2 separate regions of the Homo sapiens genome follow, and region 2 is linked to region 1. Evidence: chromatin contacts called from ENCODE Hi-C data. All regions are on one chromosome and are shown on one strand. The core of a region is the stretch at or near the end of the contact, and the rest is flanking DNA. Distances in the headings are between cores, read along the strand shown.

Region 1 (5,964 bases), core at 3,113-5,612:
TAGTTTATTCCTTTGTCTGTCCATCATAATGGGATTACGTGTGGCAATGGGAAAAGGGAGAATACAAAATAGAGGTGTGCACAGCAGGCTGCGGGGCTTAGCCCAGGCTAATTGACTATATCCAAATTAAGTATGCCATCACTTGCAGTGTGACAAATGGATTTGACTTATTCAGTATACAAAAATAGAGATCATTAATGCAATCATCAGTGGCAGGCCTAGTGAAGTGGGCCTAGGAAAACTGTCCCAGATTCTCACTCTTGCATTTTCTCTCCTATAAAGACACTCCAGCAATTCGAGTTCAAACAAGTAAAACTGTTTTGAACACCAAGGCTCTTGTTCACTTCCTAAATTACCCCTAATAGCACTGTTCTTGCTTTGTTTTTGAAATTAAAAGCAGTTATTTCAGAGTCTTGCTTGTGTCTCTGATTATATTTATGCACTATTTAAAATCACTGCTGAGGCCAGGGGTAATTCGTACTGGTCATCTTCTCTGGGTGTGAGTCAAATATAAGTTTAACAATTAGCTCTGAAAACATTCCATTGAGCTGGGGAATGCAACAGTCTTATTACCTCATCATGGAATTCTCTAGCTTAGTTAATTTAAATATTGTTTCTTAGTTTCTGGGTCAATTAAATTTAAATGATGTATTTTATGCTTCGTGACCAATTAAATTACTAGGTTATTACAAAAAAAATTATCATCTTTTTTGATTAAAGAGCTGTGGGTACAGTATATTTTATAAGCAATTTTCATTAGTTCAAAAATGTTCCTTTAGGCTAGATTAAGCAGCCATTCATTGTTAGAGCCTGGAGACCTTATTCGAAGGTGTTCATCGTATTCACAGTGCACTATTACTTAGAACTAAAGCCAATTGAACCTACTTAGCAATAGCGTTATGCCTTTCACCCTTGATGATTATGGAGCTTATAGCTCTCAGAAACAATACACCTGTCAGTTTCCATCAACTATAGCAATCCATGCAGAAGACAAGAGGCCCCCTCAAAGCAGGAGGGGTATTGTTTTAGGTCCAATTTTTCTTATTGTTCTCAAAATCATTATAAGGTGGACAGTGTTTTGTGAAGATTTTCTTTTCCCCAGCTCTAAGAAACCATGTGGAAAGAATTCATTGATAACTGTTTTGATTTTTTTCTTTTTTTAAGTACAGGTTTTGCTAAGTAATCACCCTTAGTGAGCCTGTGTAGTTCAGCTGCCTGTGAGATGTTTGGTGACCAGCTCAGTGTATTCTTGTATTCTTGATAGAGAATATTTCAGGAGACAAAAGTGCTTCTTCAGACCAGACCTCAAATAACAATTTTATTCTTTTTAATAAATAAGACCTCAGTAGGCGGACCTGATAACAGTGACAATGAAAGGAAAATAGTGGCAAAATGTGAGTTTCCAGCATGATGTTTCTCATTTTATTTTCTTCTGTATGAATCAAAAGAATGCTTTACAAAACCATGTTCCCTTAATCACAGGGTTCTCTGGCTTTTATAGGATTGTCATAGCCAGGACCACACTATTGCTTTTTCATAACATTTTCTTTTTGTTTCTTTCTTTTGAATTTCTTACAGGGCTGCAAAGTATGCCAGGGGAGTATGTAGCCCGGGGTGGTCCAATGGGTGTGAGTATGGGACAGCCAAGTTATACCCAACCCCAGATGCCCCCCCATCCTGCTCAGCTGCGTCATGGGCCCCCCATGCATACGTACATTCCTGGACACCCTCACCACCCAACAGTGATGATGCATGGAGGACCGCCCCACCCTGGAATGCCAATGTCAGCATCAAGCCCCACAGTTCTTAATACAGGAGACCCAACAATGAGTGGACAAGTCATGGACATTCATGCTCAGTAGCTTAAGGGAATATGCATTGTCTGCAATGGTGACTGATTTCAAATCATGTTTTTTCTGCAATGACTGTGGAGTTCCATTCTTGGCATCTACTCTGGACCAAGGAGCATCCCTAATTCTTCATAGGGACCTTTAAAAAGCAGGAAATACCAACTGAAGTCAATTTGGGGGACATGCTAAATAACTATATAAGACATTAAGAGAACAAAGAGTGAAATATTGTAAATGCTATTATACTGTTATCCATATTACGTTGTTTCTTATAGATTTTTTAAAAAAAATGTGAAATTTTTCCACACTATGTGTGTTGTTTCCATAGCTCTTCACTTCCTCCAGAAGCCTCCTTACATTAAAAAGCCTTACAGTTATCCTGCAAGGGACAGGAAGGTCTGATTTGCAGGATTTTTAGAGCATTAAAATAACTATCAGGCAGAAGAATCTTTCTTCTCGCCTAGGATTTCAGCCATGCGCGCGCTCTCTCTCTTTCTCTCTCTTTTCCTCTCTCTCCCTCTTTCTAGCCTGGGGCTTGAATTTGCATGTCTAATTCATTTACTCACCATATTTGAATTGGCCTGAACAGATGTAAATCGGGAAGGATGGGAAAAACTGCAGTCATCAACAATGATTAATCAGCTGTTGCAGGCAGTGTCTTAAGGAGACTGGTAGGAGGAGGCATGGAAACCAAAAGGCCGTGTGTTTAGAAGCCTAATTGTCACATCAAGCATCATTGTCCCCATGCAACAACCACCACCTTATACATCACTTCCTGTTTTAAGCAGCTCTAAAACATAGACTGAAGATTTATTTTTAATATGTTGACTTTATTTCTGAGCAAAGCATCGGTCATGTGTGTATTTTTTCATAGTCCCACCTTGGAGCATTTATGTAGACATTGTAAATAAATTTTGTGCAAAAAGGACTGGAAAAATGAACTGTATTATTGCAATTTTTTTTTGTAAAAGTAGCAGTTTGGTATGAGTTGGCATGCATACAAGATTTACTAAGTGGGATAAGCTAATTATACTTTTTGTTGTGGATAAACAAATGCTTGTTGATAGCCTTTTTCTATCAAGAAACCAAGGAGCTAATTATTAATAACAATCATTGCACACTGAGTCTTAGCGTTTCTGATGGAAACAGTTTGGATTGTATAATAACGCCAAGCCCAGTTGTAGTCGTTTGAGTGCAGTAATGAAATCTGAATCTAAAATAAAAACAAGATTATTTTTGTCATGCTGACTCCACTGCTTGAAAAATTTGTTTACTGCCCCCCAGATTTTTAAAGATTAATACAGTAAATATAAAAATTAATTTTGGCTCCCTAAGCCATATATGTATTTGACAATTTTAACCGCAAAGTAAGTTGTTTAATAATAACCACTGATTTCTTTAAGCTGACTTAATGAACTCCTAATATCAGCAAATTTGAGGCCTAAAGGCACTAAACTAACTCTAGACTCAGAATTACATCCAACAGAATTACTCATCTAATATCAGTGAAATTATTCTTGCACATAAAGGCAAACCTAAGTACAAAGTTAAGTCTTTTACTAAAGGATGTTACCTAGGATGAGCAGTATATGTTTATTAGGAAATTAACTACATGAATTGAAGAGACCAGACTTCAAAATCTAATTTTTATAAATATGCTCTATGTTCTCATTGGATAAAACTGGTTATTAACCAATTTTCCAGAACAGCTGTACAAGATTTCTGCATGGCAGCCGGCTAAATGGTAGAAAATAATATGTTTAAGCTGGAATAGCTTATAATTTTATTTAAATAAAATTGCTGCTATAAAAAGTGCTTCCCAAAGCTAAGGAAAATATACAAATATTTTAATTAAGGCAAATTCGTTTTAAAAAATAAGCCTTTCAGTAGTGATTGCTTTGTAAACAAAGGATGGGTCGGAGGAGAGAGAGCCTTAAACTCAAGTCTGACATTCAGGCCCAAGTCACCCTATAAACCGGCCCTTAGCAATTCTATTTTCTATTCGAAAAGAGAAACCAGCTGTGGGTTGGCTTTACTAGGTGATGTGTGATTGACTGACTCACCTGCTGGAGTAGCAATGCATTCTCACCTTTTGCTGATGGGGCCTTGTTTCTAAACACGTGGATGCGCAGAGAGCAAGGCTCAGCCTACTGCAGCCATCTCTGGCAGCGCTTCTACCCCTCCCCAGCCCATAGATGGGATTGTTTAAATCTCCCTTGTTGACCTAGTGGCAATTCTTCCTCTACCTAAATAGTCGATGTGAGTGAAATCATTCTCTTTTGATAGGTGGTTGCTAGCAGTTAACAACCATTTATTTACTTTAACAATTAATAATAAACTTTATAAACTGTCTATTTGCTCCTCCTCTCCAGTACATGCCCGGGTGAGTTGGTTATTTTCAGCCTTTATTCCTGAGGAGGCTCAGGATGGGTGGGGGAGGGAAAGAAAGGGGAGGAGGTGTGGTGGGGAGAGGGAGAGAGGCGAGAGGGAGAGACAGAGAGAAAGAGAGAGGCGCTAGGGGAGGGAGGTTTACAAGTGAAGAGTAGTTAGGGAATATGGTGACTCTGAAGAATCGAGATCAGCAGTGTCCAGGAATTAGAAAAAATAAACTGCTATTTCCGTGAGTTCCCCCTCTGTGAGCCATTTAGGTGAGAGCCTCGCTCTTCGCAGTTCCTTTCTTCCCCTGCCTCGATGCCCTCCCCTCTTAATGCTATTTTAGCTTTTCCTCTTGTAAATTTCAGAGCCAGCTCGAAGGTTATTGAGGACACTTATCCGAAAGAGGCAAATAATAGAGGTGCTGAGAGTGTTTTTGATGTTTCCTAAAAGGCAAAAACAAAACGCCCTCCTCTAAACAAGGGCACAAAATTGTACCTGGTTTTTATTTTTATTTGGTGGTGGGGGGGTGGGGGGGTGGGGGGGGGGTGGAAAGGGGGCTGGCTCTGGCTGAATGAGACTACTTTTTAATATGATTTAAATTTTTTTTTCAAAAAATTAAAAATATTTTACCCTATCATATTTAATCAGCTGTAATTATAACACATTCAAAATGAATAATATGCCTTGACAGTATTTTTATTGTTATTGTTCATTGCATGATGTTCGACTGCTTTAGAAGCACAGGAAAGAGAAGTAAACGCGCTACAAATGGGGAATTACCCTCGTTTAGCATTAAAATTCATTTAGATAAAATTGCCACAAACATTTAAATGGGAAGATTAGTTCCCCCTCACGCCTTATTGCACTCGCTCAATGGTTCCGTTAAGAACATTTTACACGTTGGAAATTCCGTCTTCTCAGACGGCTTGCTGTTTCCTAGTTACCCACATTCAAAGCAAAGGCAGCAGCAAAGGCAGCCGCAGCAGCAGCAGCAGGGAAAAAAAAAAAGTTTTGGCAACTGGTCTGCAATTCATCCGCTGCTCGCCCCAGTCTCCCCTCCGCCCGCTGCAGTCTGCCCCCACCCCTTCCCCTTCCCCACCCCTACCTCTTTCCCCTCATTATGTAATTCGCAGAGTCCAGTCCTCGAGGAAACACGTTGCCTAGTTGTGTAGTATTTATATACAATGTTAAAATACAAAGAAAGACCCTAAAGTCAGTCGAGTCGGTTCCTCTCTGGGTCTCCCTCTCCCTCTCCTGTTCTAAAATGAAGATTTAGCTTGAATGTGCTGAGTTTCTCACATCCCGTACCCTGAGGCCACAAGGCACGTTTTTTGGCTTTCATTTCTGCCAGGACTTTTCCAGGAAATTCACCACTGCTTTTCGCTTGTATTAGAAACGTGTGAAAGAATTCGTCTGAAAAGTCCATGCACCGTCTAGCTTTTCTCTCCCCCCTTTTTTTCTTCTCCTTCTCCTCCTCCTCCTTCTCTCTCTCTGTCTCTCTCTCTCTCTCCGCCCCCCACTCTCGCACTCCCCCATCCTCCTCTCTCCCCCTCCCTTCGCAGAGCCACAGGAAAAGAGGAAAGTCGGCTTCGACTGCCATCTTTTGGGGATTTCGAAAAACGACTCGGTAGGAAACGGAGGGAGGCGGAGGCGCGGGAGTGGGGGAAACCCCCTTATTATCCAGTGTCGGAACTGGCTCCCTTAATCTGATGCTTAAATATTTGATGTGGAAAAATTA
Region 2 (5,641 bases), core at 2,185-4,684, 5.6 Mb after region 1:
GCCCAGGGGCACCCCCAGGAGGCTGTTTTTTGGTAATGACTTTCGAGAGGAAAGAGGTATCCCGGACAGCTGGACCCGAAGCGGGAGTCTCCGCCCCCACCCCCACCCCCACACCCCCACCCCGCGCTCGGGAGCCTCTCGGAATAAATATTTCCAGGCTCCGGGCCACGGGCTGGCGAGACCCCGCGGGGTGGCCGCAGGCCAAAGATTATTTATAGCGGTAAGCGGTCGGTGCCCGGAGGCAGCAACTACAGATGGGGGTTGGAGTTTCCTCCGCTCTCCGGTGTGGCCCGCGCAGGGACCCGGCGGCCCTCGGAGGACTCTGCAGGGCGGGGTCACGGGCCCAGAGCCGCGATTTTCCTAATGCATTTTGCCCTGGAAATAACGGAGACGGACTTTGGTTGCCGCCCTGGAGTTTGGAACCCGAGCGCGGGGCGGGGCGGGACCGGGCAGGGCGACCCGCGCAGGTAACCAGATCCCCGGTGGTGGCGGCGCAAGCCGAGGATGGCGGGGCCGGGGCCGGCCGGACTCTCGAAACGGCTGGCGGAGCCGGCCGGGCGCGGGTACCGGAAACCGTGGAGACCTCAGAGGGGCGGGGGCAAGGGCGTCCCGCTCACCTTTGACGTCGGCACTAGTTACCCCACCCCACGTTAACCCTTCTCCTGCCGGGGCAGCACCCGGCGCAAAGGGGAGGGGCGCCACCTGTCTAGCCGCCCCGCCTGCCAGCCCACGAGCGTACCGACTCGGGCTCCAGATCTACCCGCTCCTGCACCCCCGAGGGGACAACTCAGTCCCCCTAGCCCGGGTTGGTCCCCCTCCTCACTTTCCTTTTTTCCACAGAAAACTACTTCCAGCTAAATGTGCACACACGCCAGTACAGCCGAAAAGTGACTCTGCAGAACCCGGAGCCCTAATCACTTTTCCACATGCGCCTCCGGCCCGGCGCGCGACGGGGAACGAGCTGGGAGCGCCCGCGCAGCCAGGAGGGGGGCTGGGCCGCGGGAACGCTGTCCCCCTCCCAGGCTGGAAGGCGGGGATAATTCCCCCTGCCGTGCAGCCCTTCTAGACGGCGTCTACCCCTTTAAGAAAAATCTAGGCGGAGGTGGGGTGCGACAGAAGGGGTGGTGAGGCGAGGGTTTCCCTCCCTCCGTCTGCTATACCCGTCTCCCTCGCTCCGTCTCACTCTCCGTCTTTCCTCTCCTTCTTTTCCTCTGTTTTTCTTTTCTTTCAACACAAAAGTTGGGTTGTGAATTTTCCGAGGTCGCCGCCGCCTCGCCCCCACCCCCCGCCTCTGATCTGCCTAACTATAATTAAAGTGCGTTTTTTGTGGCATTAATAAAGAGTTATTTGTCCGCCGTTTCCACGGTCTTCACAAAGAGTACTTTCATAGGGGCGGCCGCTCGGGCCGCGAGTCCAATTTATACAAAAATGTTGTATTTTTAGCCCTGGGCTCTGTTTAGATGGCGCTCGGTGGAAACGGAGAGCCCTTGGAGGTCCCCCCGTAAAATCTGATAAATGACTCCGAAAAAATAACGCTGGGATTCAGAGGGCTCTCATTAACCCCTTAGGCGCTCCTGTACACGTACCCCCTATTTCCCTCCTCACCTCCAGATCTAGGGCCCCGGGTTGGAGGGATGGGGAGGCTTAGGTTTCCTCCTCCCTAACTTCTGTGCAGGTTGGACGCTGACCCCCAGGGGCTCTTGTGGGATTCGGAGAAAAGGTCATGGGGACCTGAGGGGGGGCAGAGAGGTCAGGAAACGAAGTGGGGGTGGGTGGTGACAGACCGTGGATTCAGCAGACTGGCTCTAAAAGGCGGGAGCCGTTGCCCAAGTTATTTTATTTCCTAAATTCGCGGCCCAAAGCCTAGAGCACCGCTGCAGTTGACACTTTAAGTGTGGTGGCGAGGGAAAGGCTCTGGGGATTTCTTTGCGGGGGGTGGGGGGGTGATACATCCATTGGTTGAAAGGACCCCCACCTCATTGCACGAACAACCCCAAAAAGAGATGGGCCTAATCCGGGACGTGGAAAGACCACAGGGCAGAGGAACTTCGAACCCCCTCCCCGCCCCCGCTCCGCTGTCACTCGTCCCGGGGCAGGGTGAGTGCGTGTGTGCGCGAGCGCGCGGATTGCACGCGTCTGTTAATTTCAAGCCAAGCTTTCGCACCTGTAAACCCACAGGTCGCAGCGCTCACCTTTCGCTTCACCTCTCTAGTGCGGGGATTGTCAGTTTCAGGACATCCCTGCTTCCCCTAACAGAACAAACGCGCGTACACACAAATACACCTCCCGCAGTTACTGCAGAGGCGCTCCGCTCCCCCACCCCAAGAAGAAAACCGGTGTGTATCACATTGCAAAAGCGATTGTCTGGCACTTGATGAGGTGAACTCCAGGTTAATCTCCCCATTACCTACCTGGGTCTGGTCCCTGACGCGCCTCACCCCCGTTATCACCAGCAGAGTGGGGTTGTGCGGCATCTAACAAGCACACACGCACTCTCTCTCTATGGATCCCACACTCACCTCTCCCAAGTTTCCCTCTCCTGCCAAACTGTCCCCACCCAATAAGTAAATAGACCCTTTTCCCCGAAAGCCTAGAGCCCTGGATTCTCATTTTTCCTTGGGTTACCTTCTTCCTCTTCCACCACAAAACAGACACACTCGCGCGGACCGCGGACCAGGGACACTGTACCTGGCGCTGCCGACGGCGCCGCAGGAACACAGTTTTAAATCGGCAATTCAAGCTGCCACCAGCCCCCTCCTCTCCCGACTCAATTTTCGGCTCCCAGCGACACAGCCAACCCCAGAAAGCCGAGGGCGACTGGGGGCTTGCAGCACCGAGGGGAGGCGAAAGCGGCTCAGGACCGGACCCTCCCCCGGGACCGCGCCTCGCTAGGCGCCCCCGGGGCGCTCCACGCCCCCTGCCAGGCCAGCCGCGACCCAGGCAAGTCCATCTTGGGAGCCCCCTCAGGTCCGGGAACCCCTCTTACCAGCCCCCTGAACCTGCGCCGCGGGCGCCAGTGGTCCCGGAACCGCGCTGCCGGCGGGCTGGGGAAGCCCGGGCTGCTGCGGCAGAGAGGAGGGAAGGGGCGGGGCGGGGACCAGTGCCTTCAGGCTCCCGGCGCCCCCTGGCCGGCCCGCCGCTCCGTCTGCCCCGCGCTCGCAGCTAGCGGACCCCGGAGTGCAGCGGAGCGAGCGCGCCCTTACCTGCAGCAGCCAGTGGCCGGTCTCTCCGATGAGCGGGAAGCCCATGGATCCCTTGGGGATGGGCAGCTTGCAGCTCTTGTCGCGAGTGGCGGCCCAGCGCAGCTGCCACAGCTGCTGCGACACGGCCAGCAGCAGCGTCACGGACACCAGGCACGCGGCGAGGGTGGCCAGCGCCGACACCAGATCCAAGCCCTCAAAGAGCATGTTGGCGGCCGCTCGGGGGATTGGCTGTGCCGGCCGCGGCGGGGGAGGGGAGGGCCCGACGGGAGGGGACCGGAGCGGCGGGGGAGGGGAGGCTGCGGCCGGGGGTCCTGGCACCTCCAGCCGAAACAGAGAAGGAGGAAGGGGCCAAGGGAAAGGGAGTGGAGGCTGCGAGGGGAGCGGAGAGAGGGAGGAAAAAAATTGCCTAAAAGAAGAGAGGAAACACGAGGCGACTGGGGTGCAACTTTGTTTGTTTGTTTGTTTGTTTGTTCCTTTATAGCGGGCTTAGGGGCTGCTCAAGGGGTGGTGAGATGAAGCCGTGAGTCAAGCTGGTGGGTTTGCTCTCCCCGCTACCATCACACTCGGAAAACTTTGGAAAACTTTGTCCAGAGGGAGCCTCTCTCTCGTAAGCCCCTTCCCCTGCTCGGAAAAAAAGAAGGGGGCAGAGAGCTAGCAGAGAGAAAGTGCGGTCGATTTGTCAAAAGTATTGCAGTATGGCCCCAAAATTCCTAGGTGAAAAAAAGAAAAAAAGAAAAAATTCCTGAATCCAAAAATTCCAACGAACCCAGAAACTTTGGGGGCGAGGGAGAAAGCTCCCTGGCTGAGGCGAGTGGAGAGGCCGGAGCCTAAAAGTCCCTGGGCTGCCCGGGGCGGCGCGCTCGAGCCCCAGAGCCGCCGCAGCACCCCCGAGGCAGGAGCGGCGGGCGAGGCGGCGAGGCGGGCGCTGCGGCCCGAGCGCGGGTGCGGAGCCGGCGGGCCGCGGCCGGGACGGGACGCAGCCGGCGACAGAGCCCCGGGCGGGCGATGGGGCGGCGGCGGCGGCGGCGGCGGCGGCGGCGGCGGCAGCGGGCGGGAGGGGTGAGGCGGGGTGGGGTTGGGGGAGGAGGTGGAAAACCCGAGCTGGGCTATTGTATCAATTAAGAAAAGGCAGTCCGTCCCGGGACGCGGTCTCTCGGCTCTGGAGTTGCTGCTGGGGGAAGAAATGGGGAAAAAAGAAAGGAAGGCAAAAGGAATGAAAGAGGGGGAAAAGCAGGAGGCAGGATTTCAGGGCTGGTGGTTTTAAAAGCTTCTCTCAATGTGAATTTGAGTCCAAAGCGAGGCGATGCGTGTGTTTATATAGAGGCGGGAGGCTGCGCCGTGGGCGCCCCGCCAGCACCCCCCCGCCCCAACCCGCGCGCTCACAAAGCCGGAGGCGTGGTGAGAGGCCGGGCCCGCGGCCGGAGCTGGAGAGCGCAGCCCGGCCTCCCGCCCCGCCCCGGCCGCCCGCCGCCCGCCGCCCGCAGCCCGCCCGGGACCCACTTGTAGCCGCCGCAGGATCAAACTCAGTTCACCTCTCGCCTCCTCTTCTTTCTCGCCGGCGTCTCGCTGAGCCCAGCGCCTACAGACGGACGAGATGAGACACACGCGCGCGCACCTACGCGCACACACACACAACACACACGCGCACACACACAACACACACACCTCCGCACACACGGTGCGCACTCGCTTAGTGCCTGCTTGGCTTCTAGGCTCCTTCCCTTCCTCTTTTCCTCCTTCCCAGGTCAGCGGTCCCCTCCTCCAGCTCCGAGCAGTCCCTCCTGGGCCGAAGCCCCGGCAGCGGAGGTCCTGGCCGGACTGCCCCCTCGACTGGCAGGCGCCCAAAGCCCTCGAAACTGTGCCTTAGGGTCCCGAGCTTCCAACCCCCGGGATCCCGCTGGCTCTTATCTCCAGGGACCCCTGAGTTACCAGTCCCAATCCCCCTAAGCCAGATCCCCCATTCCCGATCCCTATATCCTCACACCTCCGATGCTAAGGTCCGCCCCCGCCATATGTCTCTTACCCTACGGAACCTGGAGGTTCTCCTGTCCCCGTCAGCGTCCCAGGCTGCTGACTCTGCAGCCCCTCCTTTCCTGCACATTGGGACCCCCCTCCCCTGCTTTTGTAGTCCCCCTCCACCGCCCGCAGCGTCGGGGAACCCCGATACTGGTCCGGCAAGTGTCCTGCGCGGGGACAAACGCGGCGGCCCCGGTACCCAGAGGCGGGAGAAGACGGGCACAAACGTTCATTGATACAAATGAGTAAATAAACATGCTGGGTGAGCACGGCCACCTTCTCAGCGCTGGCAGCAGAGGGCCCGGCGCGCGTGCCTGTGTACGGTGTGCGTGTGGCCCGGGGCCGCACCTGTGTGTTCGCGCGCGTGGCCTTGCGTCGGCCCGACGTCTGAGGAGCGACGTGGTATGTCTGTGGGTTTGTGT

The links. Hi-C counts contacts between places; a loop is a spot of excess contacts on that map. Pooled maps may share reads with other maps.
Region 2: a map with no recorded cell type shows a loop between it and region 1 (27-fold over the local background). The contact joins the promoter of CYP26B1 here to the promoter of LINC01798 in region 1. A Hi-C loop is called at or near these places in 2 of 37 single-sample maps with no recorded cell type and 6 of 50 pooled maps.

What each region holds. Positions count from the first base shown.
Region 1 is chr2:66,569,668-66,575,631 of GRCh38, forward strand. LINC01798 (long intergenic non-protein coding RNA 1798) reads left to right here and starts at 4,363. Exons shown (of 6, transcript NR_110156.1): 1 at 4,363-4,498. MEIS1 (Meis homeobox 1) reads left to right here. Exons shown (of 13, transcript NM_002398.3): 13 at 1,579-4,202. RefSeq lists enhancers at 1-1,307, 1,286-3,202, 5,597-5,964.
Region 2 is chr2:72,144,428-72,150,068 of GRCh38, forward strand. CYP26B1 (cytochrome P450 family 26 subfamily B member 1) reads right to left here and starts at 3,435. Exons shown (of 6, transcript NM_019885.4): 1 at 3,204-3,435. The coding sequence starts at 3,407. RefSeq lists enhancers at 2,111-2,633, 2,823-3,324.